Linked DNA regions of Homo sapiens: region 1 is linked to region 2. Evidence: chromatin loops called from intact Hi-C (ENCODE). Cell type or tissue: HepG2. All regions are shown on one strand. Links, peaks and the distances in the headings refer to the core of each region. The heading gives the core; the rest is flanking DNA.

Region 1 (2,922 bases), core at 246-2,745, 150 kb before region 2:
ACGCCCAGCTAATTTTTGTATTTTTAGTAGAGACAGGGTTTCACCATGTTGGCCAGGATGGTCTTGAACTCCTGACCTCGTGATCCACCTGCCTCGGCCTCCCAAAGTGCTGGGATTACAGGCGTGAGCCGCTGCACCCAGCCAGAATATGCTGAATATGGAATTATTTTTCTGGTTCCATATGGAAAAGTTTAAATTTTTTATTCAATTTTTTGTAGGTCTCTTTACTTTAGGAACTGATGGAAAGTTTCATGAAAATCTTATGATGCAACTTCAAATTTTTCTAATCATTAGCAGATCCTTTTTAGATAAGTTTATCTCTTGATTAAGAAGTTTACTTTATAGGGAGAGGCTACTTGACTGATATTGCAATCAGTAATGGAAAAGAAAAAGTAAAAGAACAGTCACGAAAAAGAGTAGCTACAATCTCTTATGCAGATTTTGTATGTTTAGACTACTATAAAAATAAGCACTGAAAAATTAGTCAGAACCTAAAGAAGTGTGATAGACACTTAGTCCTGAACTCAGTGCCTAAGGAATAATTGAATTCCCAACAAATACTGGTTGTTCTATGGATTCATGAGTACGTTTTACCATATTTTCTATTTTATTCTGTGTAGATTTCATGTATATCTGTGATTGGCTAAATTTAGAATGGAAATATCATTCACTATGATGTAACCTTGAGCAAGTCGGTCTCTCTCTGTGGGCCTCAATTCCATCATCTATAGAATGAAGGATTTGGGTGAGAATATCTTCAAGTTCCTTCCAGCTCTGCTACATTCTACAATTCTAGATACTGGTTATGGTCAAATACTGCTCTTTGTAAATTTCCTAGCACAAGGCATGGTGCCTAAAATTTATGAAATACACAATCAAGGATAAATGAATAGAAGCTTTCAAAGGAGGAAGTAAAATACCTGGTGAAAATGAGACGGTTTAGGTGCCTAGCTAAGCTATAGGATGTTAAATGTTTTTCAGCTTTACTGTAAGACATGCTTGTTGTGGTAAATGCATTATAGAAACTTAGAAAAAGAATGAGGCTGGACATGGTGGCTCACGTCTGTAACCCCAGTACTTTGGGAGGCTGAGGTGGGAAGATCACTTGCACCCAAGACTTTGAGACCAGCCTGGGCAACATAGGGAGATTCTGTCTCTACAAAAATTTGTGTTTTTTTAATCAGCCCGACATAGTGTCTGTAGTCCCAGCTACTCAGGAGATTGAGGTGGGAGGATCTTTTGAGCCCAGGAGGTTGAGACTGGAGTGAGCCATAATTGCACCACTGCACTCCAGCCTGGGAAACAGAGGGAGGCGCTGTCTAAAAAAAGGAAGAAAGAAAGATAGAGATAGAGATAGAGATAGAGAAAGAGACAGAGAGAGAGAGAGAGACAGAGAGAGAGAAAGAGAGAAAGAGAGAGAAAGAAAGAAAAGAAAGGAAGAAGAAAAGAAATAGACTTCCCCATCTACCTCCTCCTGTAGTAACTAGTTTTATATTTGGTGATATATAACCTTCCATTTCTTTCTCTATGCTCATACAAAATAAAATGTTGTGTTTTTTTTGGGGGGGGGGGTGTTTTTTGTTTGTTTGGTTTAGTTTGGTTTTTGTTTTGTTTTTTTGAGACAGGATCTGTGTGTGTTGCCAAGGCTGGAGTGCAGTGGTGCAATTACAGCTCACTGCAACCTTGGTCTCCCAGGCTCAAGTGAGCCTCCCATCTCAGCCTCCTGAGTAGCTGGCACCACAAGCGCACTCTACCATGACTAGCTAATTATTGCATTTGGTGTAAAGATGGGGTTTCACCAATGTGGCCCAGGCTACTCTGAAACCCCTGGGCTCAAGTGATCCACCCACCTCGGCCTCCCAAAGTGCTAGGATTATAGGCATGAGCCACTGTGCCTGGCAACAAAATGTTTTTTCTTTAGAAAACATTAGGATATGTTTTTAAGTTGACAACATATTATGAAAATGTTTAAATTCATACTTTTTGATAGCTGCAAGATATTCTTTAGTATAGTTATACAATGTGTTAAACCATGACCTTATTTTCCCAAATTCTTGCTGTTCCAACCAATCCTATAGTAAGTATTCTTATACTATATTATTCCTAGTATTTCTATAGAGTCATGCATACTGGTGTTTATATTTTCAATTTATTCTTGAAAGTAAAGTTACCAGGTCAGTGGATAGGCACATTGTAATTTTATATAATATTGTTTGATTATTTTCAAAAATATTTCTACTACCTCCAACTATATGCAGAAATACTGCAGAGTTTTGCATGTTTTGAATGCATAACTATTTAATATTTTCCAGTCCAATAAGTGAAAAATGGTATCTCACCATTTTAAATTGCATTTTACTAACCACCAGAAATTTTAGTATCTCTGTATATATTTATTTGCGTACGTTTTTGTTATTCTGCATTATGCCTTTACTGATTTGCTTTTTATATCTTAAGCATATTTTCTATTAAGCTAGCTGTCTTTTTCTTATACATTTATAGGAGTTTTTTTGTATGGTAGTTATATCGATCCTCTGTCCCATGGGTTGGCAGAGATTTTGAAAACTTTTCCCAATTATTACTTACTGAAAAAGCAATATAACAATATTCACTTTTGACGTGGAGATTAAGAGTGCCTTAGTACCAGAAATAGTTCCACATGATAAAATGACTGCTATGGACTGAATTATGTCCCCAAAATTCATATGTTAAAGCCCTAACCCTGAAATGTGGTGGTACTTAGAAATGAGGACTTTGAGAATTAGGCTTAGATGAGGTCCTGAAGGTGGGGTCTTTAAACTAGGATTAGTGCCCTTATAAGAAGAAACACACACTCTCTCTCCCTGCCATGTGAGGACACAGTGAGAAGACAGCCAAATACAAGCCAGGAAGAAAGCCCTTACCAGAAGCCAACCATGCTGA
Region 2 (2,922 bases), core at 331-2,830:
TTCTGGGATTTTTCAGCCTTGCTTGGTTTTGGCCAAAAGCACAAAAAAGGCGTTTTCGGAAGCGACCCGACCGTGCACAAGGGCCATTTGTTTGTTTTGGGACTCGGGGCAGGAAATCTTGCCCGGCCTGAGTCACGGCGGCTCCTTCAAGGAAACGTCAGTGCTCGCCGGTCGCTCTCGTCTGCCGCGCGCCCCGCCGCCCGCTGCCCATGGGGGAGATGCAGGGCGCGCTGGCCAGAGCCCGGCTCGAGTCCCTGCTGCGGCCCCGCCACAAAAAGAGGGCCGAGGCGCAGAAAAGGAGCGAGTCCTTCCTGCTGAGCGGACTGGGTAAGCGCCGCCGCCGGCCCCGCTGGGGGCTTGGCTCACTTCCCCAGAGCGGCTTGGAGGCAGGGGCCGGCTTTCGTCGGAGTTCTCGGGGCCGGGGTCCCGGCGGCGGGAACGGGAGGACCTGGCGGGCGAGGTCGCGCGCGCAGGCCTGCGCCCCAGGGATAAACCCCGGAGGGTGGCGCGCACCGCCGGCTCGGGTTGGGGAGGAGGGTGGGAGTCCGGCCGCAGGACGGCGCCTGGCCGGGGAGAGGGTATCTGCAGGGACAGTGAGCGAAGCCACCGTGGCCGCCGCGCACCCGCCGGGAAGCGCTTCGGCGCTGCGAACCCGGCTTTCTCCGGCGGCGGAATAAATGAGAGAGGTGGAAAACTACCCCGGGCTCTCCGGCCCTCCCCGCGCCCTCCGCCGGCGCGTTCTCTCTCTCCTGCCCCAGGAGCCGATGGAGACTGATAACGGCCCTGCGCCAGGCCGTCCCCGGGCGGTCCTCGCGCCCCCGCCCGGGGCTCGCCCTCTCAATGGGGACAGAACCGCCCGCCGCAGGCAGCGTAGCCGCCAGCAAACCGCGAGGCGGCCGGGGCGGGGCGAGGGGCGAGGCGAAGGGCGGGGCCACTTCTCACTGTCGCGCAGGCCCCGCCCCCGCGGCGGTGCCTTTTTTATAAGGCCGAGCGCGCGGCCTGGCGCAGCATACGCCGAGCCGGTCTTTGAGCGCTAACGTCTTTCTGTCTCCCCGCGGTGGTGATGACGGTGAAAACTGAGGCTGCTAAGGGCACCCTCACTTACTCCAGGATGAGGGGCATGGTGGCAATTCTCATCGGTGAGTGCAGGAATCTTGCGGGACTTCTGCTCCAGGAGACGCAAAGTGGAAATTTTTTGAAAGTCCCGGATCAGATTAGTGTGTGTGGCGCCGGACGTTATGAAGCCGTCTAAACGTTTCTTTATTTCTCCTCCTTCATCCACAGCTTTCATGAAGCAGAGGAGGATGGGTCTGAACGACTTTATTCAGAAGATTGCCAATAACTCCTATGCATGCAAACAGTAAGTTTGACCGGATTTGAGGAAATAACTAGTATAGTTTGAATTTGCCAGCGGTAAACATTCTCATCACGGCGTTTATCGGGAAGGCGAAGACTTCTTCTGGGGTGGGGATCTCATTTCTCCTTAAATTCTAATATATTTGACACATTTTAAACATTAAAGTTAATTTGCTGATTTGGCTTGAACTGGAGATGTAAGATAAATGGTTCGTGTTGGCCGAATTCACGGCCTTTCTCCATGAGCAACAATCCTTATTTCTGTATTTAATGGGGTTTATTATTTTCTTTAACTGACTAATGTATTGGGGTATTTTCAGTTTAAACAGTGAATTATCCGGGTAGAAGTCGGTAGAGCCAGAAACTCACTTTTGATGTTGGTGTGCCCCCTAGTGGCGAGCTGGATTCTAAATCGTGCCCTTTATTCCCTGCAGCCCTGAAGTTCAGTCCATCTTGAAGATCTCCCAACCTCAGGAGCCTGAGCTTATGAATGCCAACCCTTCTCCTCCAGTAAGTTTTTGTATGTGCCGTGCATCTGTGGAGAACTGTAAGGGAGTCAGTTAGTATTCCTACATTAATGGATTAAAATAGCATTTCTAGAAATTAGTATCAAGGCAGGAATGCTTCATTATGGCATAACAAGTGATATAAATATTTAAGTATTGAGTCAGAGTATTATTTTATTTTTTTCCTGGGCATATTTTACCTCCAAAGTGGTTATTTTAAAAGGCATATTTCATAAAAAGGTTTTATCTGTCTGAAACAACATGACTGTGTGCAGTTTCCATACTCATTTGAAATGTGATGAAATGTAGTTTTGAATGTTTATAGATGTATGGTCATTTGCATCAGTCATTTGTAGATGTAACATTTTCTACATCGTTTATGTTATAGATGTCTTCCTTTGAAGCAATGGTATTAAAAGAAATTCTTTTTTTTTTTTTCTAGCCAAGTCCTTCTCAGCAAATCAACCTTGGCCCGTCGTCCAATCCTCATGCTAAACCATCTGACTTTCACTTCTTGAAAGTGATCGGAAAGGGCAGTTTTGGAAAGGTAATTTCAAATCTGAAGATCTTTTGGTACACTTCCTTCATGTCCTCTTTTGTATTCTCCCTGGATGAGGATAGAAAAATGATTTTTTTAAATTGAAATTTCAGGTTCTTCTAGCAAGACACAAGGCAGAAGAAGTGTTCTATGCAGTCAAAGTTTTACAGAAGAAAGCAATCCTGAAAAAGAAAGAGGTATGAGATGTGCTTGATGGGGCTGGCATTGGCGGTAGACACTCCTTGAATAATCTTGATTCTGGAATGTTGGTGCCAAGTTGAAACATGCCACTAAATCTGAATCGTCATTTTCCTAGGAGAAGCATATTATGTCGGAGCGGAATGTTCTGTTGAAGAATGTGAAGCACCCTTTCCTGGTGGGCCTTCACTTCTCTTTCCAGACTGCTGACAAATTGTACTTTGTCCTAGACTACATTAATGGTGGAGAGGTGAGCAGGGGGGATAGAAGTCAACTCTTAGTGTCTCTGCACAGCCTGCTTTGTTTTAGTTTGAGAAAAAAGTT

The links. Peaks named below come from ENCODE experiments on the same cell type or tissue, not always from the same donor. Only the 100,000 strongest peaks of a DNase experiment are listed, where the experiment ranks them.
Region 1: it touches region 2 in a loop (2.7-fold over the local background); 21 of 110 quality-filtered maps call a loop at or near these places.

The regions. Positions count from the first base shown.
Region 1 is chr6:134,326,760-134,329,681 of GRCh38, reverse strand. No RefSeq gene overlaps it. Among named protein-coding and RNA genes, the nearest start is that of SGK1, 10 kb to the right of the region's middle. In HepG2, for the core only: a CTCF peak has its summit at 1,280; no DNase peak of the experiment used is centred there.
Region 2 is chr6:134,172,949-134,175,870 of GRCh38, reverse strand. SGK1 (serum/glucocorticoid regulated kinase 1) reads left to right here. Exons shown (of 14, transcript NM_001143676.3): 4 at 1,285-1,360; 5 at 1,791-1,866; 6 at 2,305-2,409; 7 at 2,514-2,597; 8 at 2,717-2,848. Among named protein-coding and RNA genes, the nearest start is that of SLC2A12, 120 kb to the right of the region's middle. RefSeq lists silencers at 46-340, 267-546, 657-1,056 and an enhancer at 417-918. In HepG2, for the core only: CTCF peaks have their summits at 590, 1,042 and 1,755 (motif pointing left); DNase peaks (open chromatin) are centred at 990 and 1,740; H3K4me3 peaks cover 2,500 bases.